Linked DNA regions of Mus musculus: all the other regions are linked to region 1. A link is a loop called in an ENCODE intact Hi-C map of the cell type or tissue named here. Cell type or tissue: heart. All regions are shown on one strand.

Region 1 (8,000 bases):
CATTTGGGAAGTTAACAACCAGTCCAGTATTACTGGAACCCAAAAATTTGTTCCTGCTGGAAACCTCTTACAGCGAGTGTAGTCACACAGCAGATGGATCTGAGCCTTGGAAATGGGCTAGTCTTTTGATCCTGTTCCATGCCTACACTTCTCAGTCATTTGAAGGATAAATAGAGGTCAGATTGGGCAGATTCTGTCTGATAAGAAGGAAGAATCTAGACAGTGGTGAGTGTCAGCTCAAGTCTGACTATAAGAGGAATAACAGTGGGTTTCGTTATACAATTTCAGCATGTGAAATTTAAAATCTCTTATGTGGAGGGAGTTTCTTCCCACAGAAAACCATTCTCTTTTTGTCAACCCTGACTGTAATAAATAAGCAAAAGAGAAAAGCTAGTGTTGCGGGTGGTCTAAAGTCCCTGGAAAGACCTCGTATGGGCTTTTTGCACAGTTCAGAGACATGGGGTCAAATTTCGGGATGTGTGTTTCTTTTTCTTTTATTTCCTTTCCCTATTTGTTTATTCATTTATTTCTTCATATTTACAGGACTTGTTTTCTAGCTCTGACTAGCTGGTATTCATGAAGCTATCCAGGCAGGCCTCCAACTCACCCCCACCACCCACCCCCGCTGCTGAGATACACCACCCCACAGCTGGCTCTAGAATCACTGACTTAAATGTTTCACTTTCTCTCTTTTAGTTCTAATTATCTTGCTCCGATTTTATTGAGTTTTAAAGAAATAAACATTAAGCCCACAAGCAGAAGTCTTTTTGACGAACTTTCAAAAGAAGAGGCAATTGGACTTGTGCTTGTCTGCTCGAGACCTCACCACAGCCTTATCTGGAACCTGGAACGGGAACCTGGAACCACACCTGATACTGGCACTCCGTAAATCCAAAAGGAAAAGGACAAGTTTGCATTCTCCCTTTTTGCAAATTTTTTTTTAGGCCAAAATCATATATGTATCCACTTCTAATCGAAGGTAATGGAACGTTTCTGAAAGAAAGCAGAAGGATCATGACTCCGGGGTCATCTTCAACTACACAGTGAATTTCGGGCCATGGCTCTACCTCAACAAAATTACCAGTTTCTCGATATTTTCTTTGGAAAAATTAATTTTGAAACTCCTCGAAACAGTGCCTGCAGGGAAGAGAAATTAACCAGGACAGACCCTTTCACTTTTGGCCATGTGGCCTCCGGCAGTGATTTTAAAAAAAGAAGAAAAAAAGAAAGGAAGGAAGAGAAGAAAGGAAAGAGAAAGAAAGAGAAAGGAAAAAAAGGAAAAGAAAAAGAAAAAAAGAAAAAGAAAAAGAAAAAGAAAAAAGGAAGAAAACAGCCAGACAAAGGACTGACCTTGATGAGCGAGCCTTCTGGAGCCGTAGAGACCAAAGAATCGATTTCTGGATACTGTCGTAAAAGTTAGAGGACCTGAGGGATGTGAGGATTGGTGCAGACCAAGGAGTGAGTCAAAGTCGAGCCCAGGGAACTAGATTGCTTTTCTCGGCCGAATGTTTAATTCCCATCTGGCATCTGGATTCTGTGCACAAGGTCCCAGCACCGTTGTTTCCGTGCTCTCCGCGTCCTGGTCCATTTGTACGCACCCCTGTGCGATTCCCAGAACTGGCGGTACCGTCTTTCATTTATAGAGGGCGCAAGTAACCCCGGGACTGTTCCGTGACAACCAAGCCACAATCTCACTTTTTGCTATGTAAAACAAGATGGCCTCAAAGAGGGGGCAATTCTCCTGCCTTAGGACTTCTTTCTTCCCCTTCCCTGCAGTTCTGGGATTATAAAACACCAACCCTAACTCAGGAAACTCTTTCTTAAATACTCCATTTTACTTTCTCCACTTCAGTTTTTATCATCTTGTTCGGATTTTATTAGACATAAAAAAAATCATATCAACAAACACACTAACACCCCCTCCACCCCACCCCCACCCCCACCCCACTCCCACTCCCACAATTTCTGTTTGATGAGCTGAAAATAACAGCGAGCATTGAATTACATCCAGTTATCAAAAGGGAGTAAGGTAGCAGCCACTTACCATCAGAAGGGGAATTAGCTCAAATGGTAGAGCGCTCGCTTAGCATGCGAGAGGTAGCGGGATCGATGCCCGCATTCTCCAGTTTTGCATTTATGCCTGTTTCTTTTCCCATCATACCCTGCTAGAACAAGAACAACCAAATCCGTTACTTCTAACCTCTATAGTTAAATTTCAGAAGTTCTCTCAGCAACCCGGAAGGGCCTAGTTCCTACCACACACTGTTCTCCAGGAAATGGCTTGGAGCTCTGGAGTTGGTATTTCCTGTTTTCCTATCAAGTTCTCACAGCTTTCCCTTTGTTAACGCGCAAACGCGTTCCCTTTGTTGAGACAGGGAAGCGTATATAGCGGTGTTTGGATCTAGGTCGTTTGCTTTTTTTGTTTCAGTTCAGTTACCGGCACTGGAATATCCCGGAATACAGCCCAAGATATGGAAAGAAATGTAGGACCAGCTCTTGTGGGTTGGAACTTACTGTGCCTTGCAGAAACGCCTAGTCCAGGACTATCTAATATATTTTATATCCGAGGCCCAAACGTTATCTTTAAAGAAAAAAATTGAACTATTTTCTATCTTTCTGAAAATTATTTGCTTAGAGAAAAGTTCTGACACATGGGATGGAAGGTACAAGAAATTGCAAGCACAAAAACCCTTGTACAACTTTCGATATGTTGAACTGAAATCTTTGTCAATTACTTTGTCTTACTTAATATTAATCTCTCATTGACACGATTCTACAGGTAACTGATTTTGAGAGCAGGAGTAACGCAGTTTAAAAGGATTAGCACAAAATTAGCAAATATGCGCTACTGATAGGTGAGATTTTCTTTCTTTTTTTTTCTTTTCTTTTTTTATTTTTCGAGACAGGGTTTCTCTGTATTTTCTTTGAACTAAATCTCCTCTTGCATTTCTCCCCTAAAACTGCCATTCCGTTTCCAGCAATGCCATTTGTTTTGTTTTGTTTTGTTTTGTTTTGTTTGTTTTTTAAGAGAAACGCTCTAGCAGCGTTTTAAAGCCCTTGCAGCACATTAAAATCGCCTGTATAACTTTTTAAATTCGCATCCCCTAGGTTGTAAAATGTCTCCAGGTCATTCTGATTTACACCAATTTCCCCCCAGACTCTTGAAACAAAACCATCGTAACATAGTTAAACCAAAAGCTTGAAGGAACAGGATTTTCCTCCTGCCGTGAGGTGATAGGAAGATGCCTACTGAGAAACTTGAGCCTGAGGTCCAGCTGCTGAGAACGCTCTGACTACTGGAGGGCGCGCGTGCCCCACCGATTAACCACAGGACCTGTATTCACTCTCGGCCACTGGGCGGGTTCAGGAGCACACCCGGCCCCAAACCTCGTGTCTACAGGTCGTCGCCGGCCCCTTTATTCCAGGGCACAAGGATCTCCAGGGGTGGGGTTATGTGATCTATGACGTCAAAGCCTGCTTGGAAGTATTAAAAACTATTACAGAGAACAAATTATAAAATCTACAGTCACTACTTTGCACATCGAGAGTAGTATTGAGGTCAGTCAAATACGAAAAGTCCCGCTCAATTCTTTCGGAAACGAGCTCCCAGACGCTAAAAAAAACAAGGGTTCCTTCGAGCCGGATTCGAACCAGCGACCTAAGGATTTCTAGAACAATGACCTACAGTCCTCCGCTCTACCAACTGAGCTATCGAAGGATCCACGTGTACTTGCTTCCCTACTTGGGATGCCATCTCTGCGTGATGGTTAGAGTTGTATCAATCATTGTGCAAGTAACAGCTGCCTCTTACTTTTTAGTTTGCATTTATTCATTCTCTTATTTTATTTCAGTATCTCTTCAGAGCCAAATTTCTGTGACTTGGCCCCTGAAGAAAACGGAAGTTTGAAAACCAAGGAAACAGAAGCAAAATTATTAAGGGCTTTGAGAGGACCAACTTTTATTGCGAATTTAAACAGCTCGTTTGCCCCTGTTTGTCAGCAAGATTTGAGACATGTTAGTCTGTAGTTGCAGCAAAATTCTATGGTTGGTCCGGATGTGGTTGAATACACTTTTAATCCCAAAGCCAGGGAGTCGGGAGCAGTGAGATCTTAGTGAACTCCAGCCACAGCCTGTTCCACATAGTGAGTTTAGGGCCAGCCAAAGTAAAAGCCTGTGTAAACAAACAAACAAACAAACAAACAAGCAAAGGTGAGAAAGGATAGAATAAGATAAAGATGAATAAAAATAAGACTATGGGAGGAGAAACATACCAAAACGTCCTTTAACTGACATTGGTCTTTGTCGATTAACAAGGAGACCACATTAGCTCTTAATTAAAAAAAAAAAAAAAAAAAGACTGTCAAGATGAAATTAATATAGTTTTAAATTATCAGTCTCCATGCTGGGTTCAAGTAGGATTCAAATGCAAATTAATTTGATGGTATTAGAATTCCTTTCGGCTTCCCTGAGTTCATGAGGAACTCCAAATGACTCTTACTCTTCCTTACTCACGACAGACACATCGGACATCAGAAATCTGTCTTATTATTCTTCAGAGCCTACTAAAGATCGTTGTGTTGCTGTACATTGGAGTCACACACATAGGCAAACAATCCCCCACCAGTGGACTAGCAGTGTCCACTCCCCTGTAGTACAATGAAAGAGTTCTCTGCTATTGTTCAGTGTTTGTGGGATTTTGTTGTTCTGTTTGTTTCCCTGAGCAAGAATAAAAAGCAGACTATTAATCACTTAGTTGAGGACTAACCTCTTCATGTCTTCAAGAAATATCGGAGTAAATTGAATATAACATTCTCTTTCCCAACCCCAGCTGACTGAATGGGTTATCTTATTTTAGCTTATTACAGATGTATTTAATATTGTCCATTTTGTTCAAATGTACTTTCACAGGCTCAATTCCATGATTGTTAATCTAAAAGGAGAACTTGCAAAAATAATAAATACATTCTTGAAAGAATACTCCTCCTCCCCCCCCTCTTCTTCCTCCTCCTCGGCTTCGCATTATTCACCAAAGCATAAATTGAAGGGTGACCCCACTGTTACCACTTGTAGATGAATGCAGGCCCCTGATCAACAGCCCTGTCCTCCATGAGACTCCTGTGGAGCGACTTGAGTGGAAATCCATTTTCTGTTTTGTGTAACTTTGTAGTTTGTGCTCCTCAATCCGGAAGACTTTCCAAGAGGTCGCACCCAACCCAATTACATCCCGCAAGGAGGCTCTCTTGAACTGTGGTCCGAGGTGGCTGAGGACCTTCATTACATGCTGCTGTTCCTTTCCGTGTCCTCTCTGCTGCCTGCTCAGGTAACTTGAGCAAAGGATTTCCTGTTTCCTTCATGTAAGGCCCAGTCCGTCCTGCAAACTGCAACTAAGTCCCTGAGCCTCTGTATCCTTTTTGTGTCTCTTAAAGAGCCAAGGCTTTCTAAAATATACACTTACTTGCACAGATAGATCAAAAGCTGTGCCTGAACAGGCTAAATTGATCATTGATTGTCTCGACTGGGTCCTTCACCCAGAACCTTGATAAATTCAGAAGTATTCTTATGCCTATATAATCCTGTCGGCAGACTCTCAGATAACTGCTTTCTGATATTTATTTATTTATTTATTTATTTATTTAGGTCATAACAATCTCTCACCAAAAAGTGTGCAAACTGCCTACAGATGACCTGTTCCTAGGAAAGCTCACGTAAGATTTTTTTAAAGTCAATTCAGTAACATTTGCTAAGTATGTAATGGTGTCCGTGTTAAACGGCTTAGTTGAAAGCCTTAGGTTAGGTTAAACTTAAAAGCCTTAAACTTAGTTTAAACCCACTGTTGATGTTTGGTTCCCAGTTTCAACATCACCAAATCTAGGAAGTCCATCCTGATATTTTACATTATATGAATTTGTTTTCCAGACTTGAGGAATTCATATGCCAGTTTTGAACAAGTAGCATATGAATTGTTTTTGTTCTGGGGATTAGCTGGAATTTGGAATGACAGGACATATAAAATGGAGAGACAGTAACATCCGGTTTCTTAGGTAAAGGAAAGAGGAAGGTGTGGATGGGAGAGGGCAGGGAGGATGAGTACACTTGGGGGGCGGGGGAGAGATTTTTAAATGCGATCTCCATTGCCTCCTGGCAGATAATAATAAGGTGCTGAGGGCTCTCAGGTTTTCAAAATGATGCAACTGTCGCCTTCTAATCCCCTTTGTTTTGATTATATACTTTGGGCATGAAGTTGGTCTTTCCAATTTTGAAAACAATTGAAAAATGCAACTAGACCCCACAGTTATATTTCTTGCCACAAGTTTATGAAGTCGACATCTCATCTTAATGAGAATTAAAATCTACCAGGCAATCCTGACGGACACGCCGATCCGATGGGTTACCTCTGCTCTGCAGTGAATCAACATCTGTCAACAGAAGCCTCCTCAAAGCGGTTGTCTGCGCTATTATTGTCCCTTCAGTTCCGCTCTTAACACAACGAGCAAGACAGCCGGGAGAACTGACAGGTTGTGGGAACAGCAGCAGAAAGCCTCAGTGGGTCACAGGAAGGGAGAGCCCTGGATGATAAGTGATGGCAACATCACTTGTCAGGAGCTCTGGAAAAGCCGTAAGTGAACCAGGAAACATTTTGTAGTTTATCAAGAAGAGAGAGAGGAAGAGGAGAAAAGGAAAGGAGAGGGGAGGTAAAAGAAGGGAGGACGAAGAAGAAAGAGAGCCGAAAACAGAAAGAGAAATGAAGAGAGGGGAAAAGGGAAAGAAATAGGGACATCAGTGGATGAGAATAGAAGCAGGAAAATGTAGAGCACAGGGTAATAATTCCCAGCTAAACTTTTATTATTAGAGTACCATCTTTTCTTACCTAGAAAACTAATATGAACAACTAAACAAAATCTAAAATCATGCCTTATGACAAACTTGGGGGTGGGTAATACTTATTCTCCTATTGTAGTGGAGAAAAGAGTTGCACATGTGCCCGGCTAGCTCAGTCGGTAGAGCATGAGACTCTTAATCTCAGGGTCGTGGGTTCGAGCCCCACGTTGGGCGCAAATTAACTTTTTTTTTTTTTTTTTTGGTAACAGTTCAATTTTATATTATTAAATTAATCACTATCAAAAATGATTTTAGAGCTTACGTAACTTTTTAAAAAATCAATTTTAATTACGGCATTACAGCGAGCACCTATGTTGCATCATATATCTGTACATCTTTTGCAGAATTTAGTACCCTCTTGGCGCAAAGCTCTCTGGTCTAGAGAGACTGGAGGGAAAAATGAAAGTCAAATCTGAAAACGACTGGTTCAAGTTGCAAATTGAAACCAAATGCATAGAAAGAACACTTAGCTGCGAAAGAAAGGAAGAAAGGAAGGAAGGAAGGAAGGAAGGAAGGAAGGAAGGAAGGAAGGAAGAAAGAAAGAAAGAAAGAAAGAAAGAAAGAAAGAAAGAAAGAAAGAAAGAGAAAAGGGAAAAGAAAAGGGAAAAGAAAAGAAAAGGGAAAAGAAAAGGGAAAAGAAAAGAAAAGAAAAGAAAAGAAAAGAAAAGAAAAGAAAAGAAAAGGAAAGAAAAAAGTTGTCAATCATTAATTTTGAACCTTCGAAAATTCGGTGACAGGAAACACGATAAAAACTTGGGCTCGTCCGGGATTTGAACCCGGGACCTCTCGCACCCTAAGCGAGAATCATACCCCTAGACCAACGAGCCAGATGTAAACTTTGTTTCTTCGTTTTCTTAATCATTTAACCAATTCTTTTTTAATAGCTATTTGATAAATGTTTAGTAAATATAATTTATATTGTTTCTAATCTCGGGTTTGTTTGGTCTTTCAGTCCTTTAAGCCACATTACTTGACTCTCTTAAGGACCATATAAACATCTCTTGACCCACCCTTGTTAGAGAAACAAACGTGCCGTTTATTAAAAATACAGAAAACAAAATTTCTTCTCAGATTTACTTCGTCGGTGCCTGGAACCGCAACCCAAAAGGCCCAATTTCTGA
Region 2 (8,000 bases), 310 kb after region 1:
TACAATTTCACTGCTGCATCACTAATTACTTAAGGAAAAGGTTTAGCCCATACACTAGCCTCTTACCGTTCGTTGTCTTTCAGATTTTTGTTTTCCTGTGAGTTGTACTTTCCCTGTAATGCTTGTTTGTGTCTGTCCTAGCAGGCACCTGGCCTTGAGAGGAAATTCTCTCCTTGGATGGTTGTTGTTTATGTTCACTGCAGGTGTTCTGTGCTTAAATAAGTGCTAGGAGGCTGTCTGGTGCAGGGTGTCCACAGCAAGCGTGTGCTTAGGGATGACAAAATACTTTCTTAGCACATTTAGCTGTATATTTCCCACAAAACAACCATGTGTGAGATGATTCCTGGGCTCTCATCAAGGTAACTATCTAACTTACGTTTCCTTTTGTGCCTTCATTATAAGCTTAGACTGAGAAGGTATAAAAAGTGTATATTGTCATCATTGTCAATTTTGTATATTTGGAAGGCGAGCTTAAAGTTTTGAAAACATTTTAAAGTCTTTTGGAAATAAGTTGGGGGGGGGGGGTGTCGGGGGAGGTGTATCCCAGGACTCTGTTGGCAATTCCAAAGTGTCTGGGGACCATTTTGTACTGTGTCTCTTTTTTGCAATTTTCTATTTTCATTATGTCCCTCCTCTATGCTTTACTGTTATGGTGTATGTTGGTTTCCCCATTGCATTTGAGGGTGCACTGGGGCAGAAAGGTGCAAGAGATCTTGACCTTTCATGTACTCAGGTATCAACAGGGAAAACATTGTAGCAAAGGTTTGATCTTGTAATTGGTGGCCGTCTGTCTGGAGAGACTGAGAAAATAAGAGAAGCACTGCTCAAGGTTATTTGTAGAAATTATTTGTGAGACTGAGGTGAGACAACAGACTAAGAAGGCTCTAAACCTCCTGACATCACTTATATAGTTTTTACTTGTGCTGCCAACATTGTGTGTCTCACAATGGACCAGTTATCGTTTATCATTATGAGGAAGGAATTGGAAATAACGCGGTTGTGGCTTTTACCATCATCCCTTGGTGAGTTAGAAAAGCACAGGTTTCAATCGCTTCAAGTTGGAATCTATACTAACAACCTCAAAAAGCTTCTCCAGCTAACCCCTCTCTGGCATGTGAGAGGGAGGAAATGGAGAAGAAAAGGTGGAAGCCCATCCCTTAAACTTGTCCTAAATACTCTCACCCTCCTGTGAGTGTTTCTTGTTGTTAAACTTTTCTGCCTCTAGCTCTTCTGCACATTCTCTACATATTTAATTCTGCCCACCAGGGCCACACAGCCTGAAGACATGGCATGACAAAACCCTCATGCAATCTTCATCAAACAAACAAATGTACGAGATCACATGACATCATCATGTTTCATCAGTGTCCTCATTTCATTGGTAGCTATCCAGTGATACTGAGTCTAAAGGTCATATCTCCAATCTAACCTTTTGCTTGGAGCACATATGAATAGAAGTTTTCTTGCCCATGATCTTATTCAACTTACTTTAAAATTTCAGACTCCATCATTAAGTCTCAGGTTGCTTTCAAGTTCCACATTTTATAGTTTCCATTTTAGAGGGTGACATCTGAAGGTTCTGATTGGATGCCCTTAGGACAGTCTGACTAATAAGCTTCAGCATGTAATTTTTCGAACTATTAAAAAATATGACTCATATATAAATATTATATGTAGTAAGCTCATGTATATGTCAAAGAATGATGGAAGTCATTAGTGAGTAAGCAAGCTGGATGACTTTTTAGTTCAGTGAAGAATACAGGAAAATAAACTGTGCATTTACTCAGAGAAAGAATGAGAGCTGAATGAATCCTCAAAAATTAGAGATATAATTTATTATTGTACAATACAAACATAACTTTCAGGGTTATCTTTTCTATTGGAAGCAATGAATTTGCATCTACACCAGGCAAGCTTTATTAGTTAATTGCATTAAAGAGCTATGATTTGATTGATTCGGCTTGAAAGGCTATAAGTTAAAAAATTACAACAATCAAATGAACAAATCTAGGATTTTACAAATAATTTGACAATTTACAGTGACAGGAAAGTGAGCAAACTGGAGAGCTAGATCACACACAGCTATTTTCCTGGGGGAGATGGACAACTATCAGATGAGGAGGACATTCGTTCATTTCCCACGTAATCAGAGCAAGGTGACATGTTCTCATTTCTTTCATTGAAGCATATTGGTATGACGAAGGTGCTTGAGTTGTGTACTTTCAATAATGCCTTGCAATTCCCATTTCAAAGTCCACACAGGAAGGCAACTCTTAAAGTGGTTCTATTGCTAGCAATTAGTCCATCCCTAATCCCATTAGGCTGTTAATTCCCAGAGGACACAAGCCTAGGAGATGCTGCTTGCAAGTGCTAAACTAAGGTTATTACGTGAAACCACGCGGCCATTCTCAGTCTTATAAAATATGCTTTGTTTCACAAACATCCCTGAACTCAATTTGTATAACCTTGGGACTTTACCACGCTTTAGTGCTGACAAACTCATCACATGTTTTTATGTAGACATATACTTAAACAGAGATTTCTGATAAAATTAGGGGAACTTCCTTTGCCCCATGTATTAATTATACTAGCAGAGAGTTTATCTTGTATTTTCTCTAACAACAAAACCATGTTGTAGTTATTGAAATATGAAGCTGAAAACCTTAAGCTAACAAAGCAAAGTTGACTAGAATGCAGATTGCCATATTCCGAGGAACTGAGAAGAGATGACATACAGCTGTCCACTATAGATGACATGATAATTTGTACTTATCTTGTCTCTTATCTTATTGGTAAAATTGGTTACATTTTCTATTTCAAATATTTAGCTTGTTCAAATCTATGCCAAAGGTAACCTTTGGAAAGCCAGTAAGTTTACTGACATCTGCATCTCATAGTCTCCAAGTCTAGAAGGTCCTCCTGTACTAAGACAAACTATTTTCTAGATTAGAATTCCCGTGCACTGAAACTTATATCTGTATTGCTGCCAAATAAGCAACTAAATCCTCATCACTTTAAAAACAGATCTTTCAAAGACTCTAATTTGGCATTTGGGGGAGAGGAGGGCTCATATAGACTTTTAGGGTTCCTTTCCCTTCTTATTATCTTTATTCTTCAGAGCTAGACCCCTACCTTGCAAAACTCAGAGGGGAACCAGGAGCTTTAAAAATATAGCCCAAGGTCTCCCTTTATAGAAGTCAATGGGGTGCCCCGCCCCCACCAATGTAAAGCATTTTAAAGTCAGTGTCTTTAAATCAGATATTTAAGTCCTAACCCCCCCCACCACATTATACACCCCCAAGGCCTATGAACCCCCTCTCAATTTACCCCAAGTGTTTTATACTGGAAATCCCAGTCCTAGTCCATAGTTGTGGTGGGTCTGTAATCAGAAGTCACTAAGGACTTGTGTTACTTCCCTTGCGAAGAAACAGAATAATTGTGAAAATTTAGGCGGAAATCGTTTCATTTTTGTCCCTAAATTAAGGGAAGGATGTGCTCTATAATCCCTGAGAAAAAGAACTTTCAAGGGCAAAGGAGCGACCAGGTAATTTAGAAGAAAAACAGAAAGTGGTCTCTATCTACCCCGGACTTCCTTTGGAGTTGGGGGAATTAGGGACTCCTAGGCGCGTTGTCTTTAGGGATGAGGAAAAAATAAACATATATCCTGAAGCCTGAGACTTCTCGGATCCTTTACCGACCAAACTCGAGAGATTTGGTGCAAGATATTTTAATATTTTCTCCTTTTTGTGAAGTGTAACAAACACAAGTTGGGCGCAGCGCGGCTGCTCAGAGCTTGCCAGGCAGGCCGCTGGAGCACCAATCAGCGCGCGCCTGCGCTCTATATATACAGCGCCGGGCCCGCGCTACTCTATCGGCGTACTGCCACTAGTTCCTGACTTCCAGAGACTCATCATGTCTGAGGCTGCTCCTGCTGCCCCCGCTGCCGCGCCCCCTGCGGAGAAGGCGCCTGCCAAAAAGAAGGCCGCCAAGAAGCCCGCCGGGGTGCGCCGTAAGGCGTCCGGACCCCCGGTGTCCGAGCTCATCACCAAGGCTGTGGCCGCCTCCAAGGAGCGCAGCGGCGTGTCCCTGGCTGCGCTCAAGAAGGCGCTGGCGGCCGCGGGGTACGATGTGGAGAAGAACAACAGCCGCATCAAGCTCGGCCTGAAGAGCCTGGTGAGCAAGGGCATCCTGGTGCAAACCAAGGGCACCGGTGCCTCCGGCTCCTTCAAACTCAACAAGAAGGCGGCTTCTGGCGAGGCCAAACCCCAGGCTAAGAAGGCAGGCGCGGCCAAGGCGAAGAAGCCCGCGGGAGCAGCCAAGAAGCCTAAGAAGGCGACTGGTGCTGCCACACCCAAAAAGGCGGCCAAGAAGACCCCGAAGAAGGCGAAGAAGCCCGCGGCGGCGGCTGTGACCAAGAAAGTGGCCAAGAGCCCAAAGAAGGCGAAGGTCACCAAGCCCAAGAAGGTCAAGAGCGCGTCTAAAGCCGTAAAGCCAAAGGCTGCCAAGCCCAAGGTTGCCAAGGCCAAGAAGGTTGCAGCCAAGAAAAAGTAGGCTGCCTCCCCTAACAATCCAAAAGGCTCTTTTCAGAGCCACCACTCCCACTTAAGAGCTGTGACATTTGTGTGATTAATGAAGCAAGGTTGCAAGGGACTCGATCCCGGCAGCACTCGCTCCCCCGGTGGGATGGGTGGGGTTGCGTGTCCCACCTAGACTTGTTTGTGCTGGGCTGCTCAGGAAGTGCTATGGGCTGGAACACCCTCCCACGGCTGTCAGCAGCAGAAAGCAACCCTCGGCGCTAGTTCGTATTGGACTGCAAGGTGATTTGAAAGTTCCGCCCTGCTTGTGGGTTGGCTCACTCCGGCCCAGGACTCTAGTTCTTCGTTTGATTGGGCGCCATCCCGAAGTTTGAGCTTCCTGCCTGGAGAAACGCATCCGGGGCTTGTAGGTGGCTTCTATGCTCAGCCTCTTGTGGGGGTTAGCCTGGAAGTTTGGGAGAAGGTGGGGTGCTGGCGCCAACGAACTGCCTTCCTTAATATTAAAGACATGGGGTAGCTGCCGGAACGACTAGCCTGCACAGTTAAGTTGGACTCGGGACTGAGACGATTGCTTCTCGTACTTTCGGTTTGTTTGCCACAGCGATGGAGTTGTGGGTTGAACTGCGTCACAACCTTTTGTCAGCCATTTTTTTTTCAAGTTTTTTACCATTACCAATTACACTTGCTTTGCCTTATTTTGATCAGCATAGTTGTAGATTAACTTTGTTTTGCCTCAGCTTCCCGAAGCGCTTGCTTTATACGTGTGTGTCGTCACTGAAGATTGACCTTGTATGAATACTGAGGTTTCTTGGTAATGCTTTGTACAATCCAAAATGTTAAATTGGCTATCTGTTGAAAGTGTATGCTTCTAATAAAAAGCGTTTAGTTTTCATTCACTGTTGGACTCTTTCATACCCACAGTCTTTGAGAGATTCAGATTGCTGATTTGTTGCAGCCTGGATCATATTTCTGGTGTACCCTATAGTGAGATGTGAAACGTGCTTTTTGGAGACCTAAACCAGAAATTTGTTCAGTGGATCCAGTGTTGATTTCAGTGACCTAAGTGTTTAACGTGGGAAAGCCAGATCAGAAAGTAAAAATCCGTTTTCTCCCAGTGTTTTGAGCCCTCACTTTAAATGAGCGAACAGCTGTTTTAGTACAGAGCATGATAAATAGACCCATCTTCCCAATTCCATGCCCTCGGGACCGACTCTCTCGATTCTTCCCAGCTTTTATTTCATGTTTGTCATAGGTTAAATTCCTCGAATAACCTGAATCTCAACTTTCTGCGTCTTTTTTTGTAGTTTCTAAGGTAGAATTAGACAAACTCTTCTCGGTGCTATCGTCAATGTGGAGGATACTTGGTACGTAGCAATGATTCAAATATTGTTTGGTAAACTTATAATAGGAAATAACTAATTCTCACAACCTTTTTGTTATTTTTGTTGCTGTCAGACCACCCCCACCCCACCCCACTCCACCCCACCCCACCTCACCCCCGCCCTCTCCCAACCCCATCTCTGAGATAGGGTTTCTCTGAATAGTTATGGCTGTCTTGGAAGACTAGGTTGACATTAAACCCTCGCCACCTCTAGGCCTCTTCTCAAAATCTTTCAAGTCTTTCCGTCTATATTCGTTGTTAAGGGGACTGAACGTGCTAGCAGTTATTCTACCACTGAAATGTGTCCCTGACAATGTATTTGAAGATATTGTTAGTATCCCAACACTCAGAGAAAAGCTTCTTGGTATTTTTATTGAGATTGTGTTAAAGCACATTTGTGGAACTAGCAGTTTTCTTATGTAAAAACAAACATGTTATCTATCTATAGATCTTTGAATTTTCTCCAAATATGTTCCAATATTTTTAACCCTAGAAGCATCTTTATGTTGTTCGCAATAATAATTTATGAAATTTTATTTCTGTAGGAACAAAGAAAGTGGACATTAAAACCACTTAGTTATTGAAGCCATCGCTGCACAAATGAATTAAGAATTTTAGACCAGGTCTGTTCATTGATACATAAGGTGAGAACAGATCCATGCACATATGTAACTTTAAAATCGAAAAGCAGTATTCATAGGGAAAATCCATTTTAAATCTATTTAAAATCCATTTTAAATAACATACATCTCAGTCCAGAATGTATGTTATTTCTAATGTTCTACTAGCTACCCATGACTGTGGAAACAATATAGATCAATACAACTTTAGAATGACCTCAGACCTTTCCTCTACATCTTTGTTTATGATGAGAGTATTTGAAAATGTGTATTGTTAATAAGTCATATAATGAAATAACGAAGACAGTGTGTCTGATTATTGGAATCTCTGAGAACTCTTGGTGAGGCTGGTCTAATTAGTTCTAAACTAGGTAGGGCTACGTAGTTGAGACCCTAAATGAAAAATAATTAAAAATTAAAAGGTGGAACAGTGGTCACCTGATGTTAGATGACTGGAGTTTGTCTTCTAAGCCACCAGAAAGTCTTACAAGAAAAGTAAGAATAGAACTGAGCAAAATTGCAGGGAAGGGCCTGGATAAAAGATGGGCAGAATTTCATATTCTTATCCCCCCTCCCCTCTTCTGAGTTTCTCATTTCCTCCTGGGTCCTGGTGAAATGAACTCTAGTTTCTGGAAATACCTCACTGACCAGAATTGAATCACTTAGTAGCTACTGGGAGATCTAATTGTGATGCTAAATATAGCTCAGGGTGTGGTGGCAGGTTTGTAAAGCTGACTCTTAGGAAGGTCAAGTAGGAGGATCCTGGGTTGTAGACAGAGCAAAGTCTTGTCAGAAAAAACAAAAACCAAAAGAAAACCTGTTGAGTGTGGTGGCCTTTAATCCTAGCACTCTGCAGGACAGGAGGGTATCTCTGAGAGTTCAAGTTCAGCCTTGTGTATGTAATAAGTTCCAAGGCAGCCAATGCTATGTAGAGAGACTGTCAAAAGAAAACAAAAACAACAAACACATACAACAACAACAAAAACCAAAATAATCAACCACCCAGCCAACAAACATGTTACTTCAAATAAAACCACAGTTTTTAAAGTAAGACTGAGAATGTGGGTATGTAGCTCAGGGGTAGACTGCTTGTCTGTCGTGGGAGATGCCTTGAGTTACATCACCAGTAAATAATTAACCATAACCATCACAACAATAAAATGATAATAATAACAAAGCTCAGATTAATGATAGTATTCAAACTATCCACTACAGTGCACCTTCAGATATTTTCCAGTTCTACACATTGATTGGCTTTCAGCACTCCAAGAGTTAGACATGTAAAGAATCATTCCAAGAAAAGAGAATTGATTTTCTAGTTTTCATTCAGTGCTTCTTTGGGTTTCAATTTATTGGATTTGGATATTTATATAAATCTGAATATAGGAAATGTTGCATAAATATACCTTTTAGATTTATTTTTAATACTTTTCCTTCATTTTGGTACTAGAGGGGAAACTAAGG
Region 3 (8,000 bases), 1.4 Mb before region 1:
CAGGCTGGGATTTCATTAATATACAGAGGTCTGATTGTTTTAATCCAATATGAGGCTTTTCTTTCTTACTTTTTAAGCAGCACCATAAGGCTTTGTTTCCTTTGCATATGCTCTTAAACCTAACTCCAGATTTCATAGATGCAACTTCATAACCACTCAGCTTACATTTATAATCTAGAACAGTGTCACAGAATACAGTATTTCTACTGCTGCCTGGCTTAGAGGACTTAAAACTCAAAAAGATACACGTTTGTGCGTTCAAGCTTTACTCCTCTTGCTAAAACATGCAATCCTCTTCTCTCCTAAGGGACAAGCATTCCTTATTATGCAAACTTAGAATTTTTGAATGTTTCATTTTACCTCTTGAACAAGCAGGCACTTTTGGAACTTTTAGGCTATTAGGATGGGGAGGCTAAGTCTACTTTACATCTAGAGAAACTTGGATTCTGCTGACAGTTTACTCCAGGAGAAGACGCTGTGGGAACCATCTTCAGTGTTGAGAGAAGTGAAAGGAAGTGAAACCCGGCCTGTCCTTCCTCTTCTGGAATCAAGGAGGAAAGAAACTCAGCTCTCCACTGGGATTAAGCTTCTCCGGGATCCTGCAGGTAGGCCAGAAGTAGGACAGCCTCAGAGCAGGCTGTCAGATCATTCTTCACAGGAGGGTTTAGCCAGAAAGTTTAGGAAAACATCAGTCAACAAATAATGGGATTTTCAACTTACTTAAATGAGTAGGAGACAGTCCAATGATCAAAGATTATTCTAAAAAAAGGGAGCACAAGAGGGGAGGACCAAATATTCTTGGTCTGATTACTGTTTGAGAGGTGAAGAAGTGTAATTGGAGCATCTCTGTGTGTAATGATACTGTCTTTGGGCCTGGTGGCTGTAGTTTGTCACTCTTTGGCTACTGTGGTTTTAAGGATATGCGCCTGTCCTTCTCCACAGTGGGGTGTGTTCTGAATGTCCTGTTATCACCTTTGCATTGCAGGCTTAGTTGTTTCTGAAAGCCACATACCAGCAGCAAGTGAGTGTTTATGTTCAATCGTCCACATCTTTACTGCCTGTTGCTATTTTAAGCTAAACATCCAGGCATTTCAGTGACTTTAGTTTGTATTTCTAAAGAGCTAAGCATCTTCTCTTCTGTTTATTTAGCTCTTGTATGCATACTTTTGTGTGTGCTAAAATATTTGCTCATTTTTATTTTTACTTTTTCAGGCAAGTCCTGGGATGATGGTGAACTCCAGATCTTCGTCCCCTGATTCTCGAATGCTGGAATTACAGCCTGGCATCATGGTGCCCTGCATGGATGGCATTCCTGTCACTGACCTTTGAGAGTTCTTTATATATCCTCCAGTGCATCTCGGTCATCAGATACATGCTTTGTAAACACCTCTTCTAGAGGGCCCAATTCATCAAGTTATTTGAGAGTCAGTTAATCTATGTTAGAAAGGTTTTTCTTCTTTTTTTTCTGTTTTCAGCAAGAATGTGAAAATTTCCATGAGTAGGTGATACTATGAACTTTATAATTTCTCTCTGCTCCACACTGTGTGTGTGTGTGCATGTGCTTGCGCTCATGTTCGAGGTGGGAGGAAAGCTTGGAATTGGCACAGAACACACCCAGACATCAAATTCTCAACACAAAGGAACTTTATTACAATGGGGTGGGAAGCAGCTGCCCCTGAAACAGGTTAAGATACTAGCAGGTATTTCTGCCAGAGTGGTTTTAAGTAGAAAAAGGGGAGCGTGTGCTAGGATGATGTCCTGATTGGACATGTTAGCCAGTGTTAAGCCAAATAATGAATTTTGATTGCTGGACCTTGGTATTTAGTCTCAGGAATAGATCAGTAGCCAAATAAAGGAATAGACGTTGGGGGCTAGCTTTAGGAATGTAATCTAATGGTTTAGCAAGGGAGAGGGAGGGAGAGGGAAAAGGCAAAACCTACTAGCACCACCGTTTGCCATGCTTGGGCCTGTTAGAGAGCCCTTCACTTAGAGTCAGCACGTCATTATAATTGTAAAATACAGAGTTGTATCTCCCTGGGAAGCTAGCTGTCCTGTCCTCTTTCCGGGGGAGCTCATCTTTATTTTCCAAGTGTGGGCGAAATCACATGTTCATGAGCTCAGGTTCCATTTCTGCCCGGATGCCTTTCTTTGGATTTCAGAGTATATTAGGTACGAGGATACCTCAGCTCATATATGGTTCAAGAAATTAATTATGCATCACTCAATAATCTGCACTCCTTAAGTTAGGGGGCACTCCAGGTTTCAACACAGCGCTGTGTGTACGTGCAGTGGATAACGAAAATTATCGCAGTTTCAAGGTCAGTCGGCCAGGTCATTTTGTTGGATTTGCAGGCACCTTAGCCCGAAGAAAACGGACATGGAGGGGGAGGTGATGAGCGAGACACCCCGAAATAGCCCAAGTGCCTTGAGGAGGACGGAATAGCTACGTTTAACGACGCTACGCATAAACTACTCTCGTGGTGGAATCTGTGGGTTAGTGATGGTTCTCCACGAGAAAGACGAGGAAATCCAAGGTGCTCTCTTTTCACGCCGTCTATCTCAATTGAGCTTGGAGTAGACGCAGTCTGGGCGCGGTGTAACGTCATTCTTTTAATTCCAGCACGGCTTGAAACTCAAACTATCCGATCTGAGTAAGATATAGAGAATAGGGTGAGGATCTCAATTTACTTTTAATTTAATTTAATCTGTGTTCCTTCCGGGTTTCGCCTTGACGACCCCTTCCCTTCTCCATGTCTCAAACCTCGCGTCCTGGAAAACTTAAGAATGTAGGTCCACCTGCTCAAACACTGTCCCAAAGCTGCACTTCCCGGCCTTCCTCTACTCTCTAACTCTAAATTTTATCTGGATTTTTGTTTAGTATCGGTTTCAAATATGTAAGTTTCTCAGCCCGCTTTCTCGAGTCAGTCTCTGTCCCTACTCTCACCACTCCCGGAAGTGCTCAGAGACAGAAGTATAGCCAACTGTGGAGCCCGGCTCCGGGCGGGGACGGGTGGTTGCGGATGAGCCAATAAAATATTGATCAATTTTTAGTTTTTTCCTCTGATACTCTGATTTTCAAAAAAGTTCAGCCTTTTAAACTGTTCAATTTACTGGTTTTTCGTGTACATGTGTTACAACGCCGTCGTTGTTTCCTGACTTCAAAATTATCTTTCTCCATCACCTGGCAACCGGTGATACATCCTAACTCTAGGTTTGGTGGTCTGGACAATTCATTTTAATTACAACATGCAGTACTGACTTCTTTTCCTCAACACAGTGTTTTCCACATACCCTATTGGGTGATGTCTATAGATAGTCCTTTTCTGTTTGTATGCTGTTCACTGACATACAAGACAAAGATATAGTAAGAGTCAGATTTTCAAGACTTAATATGTTTTTCTTACGGATCTGAATACAAGAAAGTTTCTCCTTTGTATTAAAAAGAGACATGGTCGAGCCAGCCAGGAGTCGAACCTAGAATCTTCTGATCCGTAGTCAGACGCGTTATCCATTGCGCCACTGGCCCGCCACAGGGATGAAGTTCTACTCTAGTTATTATTAGCTGTAACCTTAAATTAATTATAGCCCTAGTTTCAAGCTAAGTAAATTCAACAAATGTTTGATTTGAACAATTTAAACCACTTGTGTTACAGAAACTCGTCTTTTCACCTTGCAATTTCCATTACTAACACACGCAGTTGGTTCCTCTGACATGAAACAACCCCTACTGCCAGCCCGTTGACAGAATAATAGAGTAAAACAAAAATCCACTCTTTCCTCTTCTTCCTTCTTTCCCCACCTCTTTCTTTAAATTTTTATGTTTACAAATAGTATCGTTCTGTAGCCCTGACTGGCAGTTCTTCTGCCTCAGCCTCCTGGAGTTCTGGAATTACAGGTGTGCATCACAAAGTTAAGTATTTTACGTTTTACGATCTCAATTCGTGCAGCAATTTGAAAGCCCAGAGTGCAGTTGAAAATTAAGCTGAGTCAGAAGTGGTGGCAAGCCTTTAGATCCCAGCATTCCGGATTTACCTAGAGAGCTGTCTTTAAAATATAAAAGAAGTTCGACTGAATACTACTTAAGTGTACAATGTGAGCGAAAACACTTAAAAAAGTAAGAAGAGACAAAGGTTTTCTGGTGCACCTCGGGGTCAGCCTGTATGCTGAATGCCGCGCAGTGCTACTGTGTAGCGTCCAAACTGCTCAGTGTATCCTCCCTTTAACTCATTTCCACCTGCCTGGCATATCAGATGAACTCTGGAATTCTACTCCGTTTTTGTTCCCAACAGCTTTTTCCCCCCCTTTGGTTTTGGATTTTTTGTTTCTTCTTTTAAATACTACGGAACTGTAACTATTTAAAGTAACCATTTGCCCTTCCTCTGCTCGCTTTCCCTCCCCTCTTCTCCCCTTCCTTACCCAACCCCTCCTCTCCCTTTCCCTCCCCGCCTTCTTCTCTCCTCTTTTTCTTTCCTTTCGTTTTTGTTTTATTTTGTTTTTCGAGAGTTTCTCTGTGTTGGCCCGGCTGTCTGGAAACTCGCTTCGTAGACTAGGCAGTCCTCCTGCTTCTGCCTTTCAAGTGCTGGGATTAAAGACGACCGGTGGCATTTCTGATGTAATCACAGAAAGTTTAAAAAAAAAAAAAAAGAAGTGAGCACAGGAATAAAACACACCTAATTTTTCTTAAGTTTGACCACACTTCCACAGAAAGCTGTGTCTGAAGCTTTCTTACGCTGTGAGCAGGATTTGAACCTGCGCGGGAAGAACCCATTGGATTTCGAGTCCAACGCCTTAACCACTCGGCCATCACAGCTAACCAGAGCTTGGCTTGTATTATGTCATTTATATATTAAACAAATAATTAAAAAAGATTCTTTGAAGGCAAAATACATACTCTGAAGGCACTAGACACTATAATACCATCAACGCCAGAGACTCCCATCTATTAGGAAGTTTCCTTTCAGCAATACACAAAAGGCAATCACTTCATCAAACCCTAACCAGATCTCTTCCCCAAGTCTTACTCAAGTTCACTCTATCCCTGTAGGCTTTTTAAAGGGAGAACAATATTCCAGCATACCAGAATCTCTGGTTTTAGTCTTTCTTTCCCACTTCCGGTTTTTATAGATTACCGAGTTTTTATTCATAGATGTGGCGGGGGCTAGAATCTGAGTTAGTTGTATGTTCATTTACAATCTTAAGATTGTTTTCTCCACACAACTCGAGAAGCACTGCTCTCAGTGAATTTGGCAAGTTCTATCCATACTCAAAATTTATGCACCTTTTGAGGCAGTATTTCTACAAATGTGCAGGATATGTTTGTACATGTGAGTCAAGCTCATTCTCTTCTGAATATGCAGGATTGGAAAAACACATCAGCAAATACGAGTTTTTAAAAAATAATTCTCTCATTAGTGTTAAACAATTTAGAATAATATAAGCTGGTACAATTTTGGAAACACACACATACATCTAAATATGCACATTTAAGAGTTGGCTGTAGTTATACACCTGTAATTCTAGCACTGGGGAGGTGGAGGCAGGAAGAGCATAAATTTTAGGAAATCCTCCATTACATAGTAAGTTAGAGGCCAACATGGGCTTCATGAGACCCTGGCTCAAAAAAGAAAAGAGAAAATGAGAATATGAGATGTGTTTGTGCACATCTGCCTTTAATATAAAATCAAAGTGAGATCAAAGTGTTTTGAGTACTACCATAGGAGTAAATACATGGGAGATCAGACATATATATTTATAAAAATCACTCCAAGAGCTGGGCATAATGGCACACATCTTTAATCCTGGCACTTGGGAGAACATGGTAAGCAGATCTCTGAGTCTGAGGACAACCTGGTCTACATAGAGAGTTCTAGGACAGCCAGTGGTATATGCAGAGAAACTGTCTGGAAAAAAGAAATCTCAAGAATACATAATTAAGGAACAGTTGAGCCAAGATGGTTCCTTCAATGGCTTTGAAGATTTTGTGAAATTAAAATGGTAAAATACACCCTGTGTAAACTGTGACAAATTTCTACTTGAGGCCAGTGCCCCTTTGAGCATTAATTAAGATCTGTTGCATGCTATCATCATTAAAGAGTTTCTCCTTTATTAAGCCCTGTGTTCTTGGGGGTGAATTCTTGCTGGGAGGAGCTGTTCGGCTATTGCAGTATAATCAGCTTGCCATGTCTAGCAGGATGCCACAAACTAGAAGGCTTGAACAGCAGCACACATTTTTCCAGAGTTCTGGAGGCTAGAAGTCCAAAACCAAAGTGTTGTCGGGGTCAGGTTTCTTCCTGCATTCTTCCTATGTTCTTGTGAGATCTTTCCTCAGTGCATACATGGAGGGAGGTCCCTTATGTCCTTTGCTTGGTTTCCTAAGGACACATGCTGCACTGGATTACAGCCTCACTTTCAGACATTATTTAACTTTAATTACCATCTAAAACTCCCATCTCTCAATGCCATCACACTGGAATGAATGTGGGCTTCAAAGGAATGACTCTCCAGGAAGATGCAATCAGCCTAAGAAGAGCCAATGTGTCTTTGGTAATCTAGTGCCCACATTTGGTCCTATCACTCTGACTTCTACTTGTCTCAGTGGTTGCAGGGTTCACTGTGATATCTTGTAAGACAGAGAGAGCCCCTGTAGAGCACATGAGGGCACCAGAGCTGTATGCATGTTGCTCACAACAATGATGAAGGGTCCTCTGGTGAAGCTCACCAGTCTCAAGAAGGTCCTCGGTCTGATATAAATCTCATTCTAGCCCTTTAAACTCCTCAGCCTCTAAGTATTTTGCTCTACAGAGATATTTCATTTCATTATGTTGAATTGCTCTAACTGTGGCTCAGGCACAAGCAGGACTCTTAGAACAATTTCCATTCCCTTTGAGCTGTAGCACTCAATCAGCTGAGTTTGAGCCGATGCAATGTTCATAACCCTTCTCCATTGATCCCACACCCTTAAAGTCCGTTCTCTTTCAGACTTGTCAGATTTCCACTAGCACACATTGACACATTTAGCCTGGCATGGTGGCTTAAATCTCAGTAGCTATGAGGCTGAGGGAAGGGGAAGAGAATTGGCACAAGACCAGCCAAGACAATGTAAGGCCCTGTGTATGTATGTATACATGTGTGTGTATGTATATATGTATGTCTGTGTGTCTGTCTGTCTGTATATATGTATATATGTATGTATGTATGTATGATGACTAAAATGACACAGTTCTTCTGGTATGTATCACACGTCTTCAAAGATCACACTTTGCCTTTACCTTCAATGGTCAGTGACACATCCTGAGGCCTATCAGAAGAGCCTCAATGGACAGCACCAGCCAGCTGCTTCCGGATCTCACTAGGAGTCAAAAGCTGGAACCAGAGAATCATTTGAGAAAATGTGGTGCACAAAGGTCATGGTTCCCACCCCCAATCTTACTTTATTACAGATAAAAGTCCTAAACTTCATCAATACCCCAAGCCAGACCAGCATCTCTCATCTACCAAAGTTCCCCATTTTACCTATTATCCCCAAGCCTGTGGGGGAGAAGAAATATCTTTGTCCACTCTCCACTAGAAGACTCATGACTTGGGCTTGTAAAAGAGAGAACAGATAGACAAGAGAAATGTTATTAGTATTTATAAAGCAAGATTTAAGTTGGGCAGTGATGGTGCACACCTCTCAGCACTTGGGAGGCAGAGGCAGGCGGATATATGATTTCAAGGCCTGTATGATCTACAGTGTGAGGTCTGGGACAGTCAGGGATATACAGAGAAATGTCTTGAAAAACCAAAAACCAACCAATCAGACAAAAACCCTAAAAACAAGAACAAAAAAAATTCCACCAAGATTGATATGGTCTTGGATAGGGGTACACAAGTGTAATACTATTACCAAAACAAGTATGAAAGGAAGGAAGGAAGGAAGGAAGGAAGGAAGGAAGGAAGAAATAAAGATGGAAAGAAGGAAAGGAAGGGAGAAAGGAAGGAAGGAAGGAAGGAAGGAAGGA

What was found. Peaks named below come from ENCODE experiments on the same cell type or tissue, not always from the same donor. Only the 100,000 strongest peaks of a DNase experiment are listed, where the experiment ranks them.
Region 2: a loop joins it to region 1, with 3 times the contacts of the local background. A loop is called at or near these places in 8 of 42 quality-filtered maps.
Region 3: a loop joins it to region 1, with 3.0 times the contacts of the local background. A loop is called at or near these places in 26 of 42 quality-filtered maps.

Annotation. Positions count from the first base shown.
Region 1 is chr13:23,429,360-23,437,359 of GRCm38, forward strand. C230035I16Rik (RIKEN cDNA C230035I16 gene) reads right to left here and starts at 1,658. Exons shown (of 4, transcript NR_015492.1): 1 at 1,351-1,658; 2 at 870-993. It overlaps n-TAagc13 (a tRNA gene), which reads left to right and starts at 2,053; the gene lies at 2,053-2,125. It overlaps n-TYgta7 (a tRNA gene), which reads right to left and starts at 3,718; the gene lies at 3,631-3,718. It overlaps Gm40833 (a long non-coding RNA gene), which reads right to left and starts at 5,313. Exons shown (of 3, transcript XR_873170.2): 1 at 5,062-5,313; 2 at 4,272-4,329; 3 at 3,937-4,171. It also overlaps n-TKctt11 and n-TPagg3. In heart, CTCF peaks have their summits at 1,639 and 3,338; DNase peaks (open chromatin) are centred at 1,622, 2,172, 3,372 and 3,702; H3K4me3 peaks cover 7,637 bases; H3K27ac peaks cover 5,046 bases.
Region 2 is chr13:23,734,937-23,742,936 of GRCm38, forward strand. H1f2 (H1.2 linker histone, cluster member) reads left to right here and starts at 3,871. Exons shown (of 1, transcript NM_015786.3): 1 at 3,871-4,595. The coding sequence starts at 3,913. The coding sequence ends at 4,551. In heart, CTCF peaks have their summits at 3,928 and 4,840; DNase peaks (open chromatin) are centred at 3,875 and 4,835; H3K4me3 peaks cover 2,997 bases; H3K27ac peaks cover 4,716 bases.
Region 3 is chr13:22,017,691-22,025,690 of GRCm38, forward strand. n-TRacg1 (a tRNA gene) reads right to left here and starts at 3,526; the gene lies at 3,454-3,526. n-TScga1 (a tRNA gene) reads right to left here and starts at 4,810; the gene lies at 4,729-4,810. In heart, no CTCF peak of the experiment used is centred here; DNase peaks (open chromatin) are centred at 2,981, 3,501 and 4,741; H3K4me3 peaks cover 3,402 bases; H3K27ac peaks cover 1,890 bases.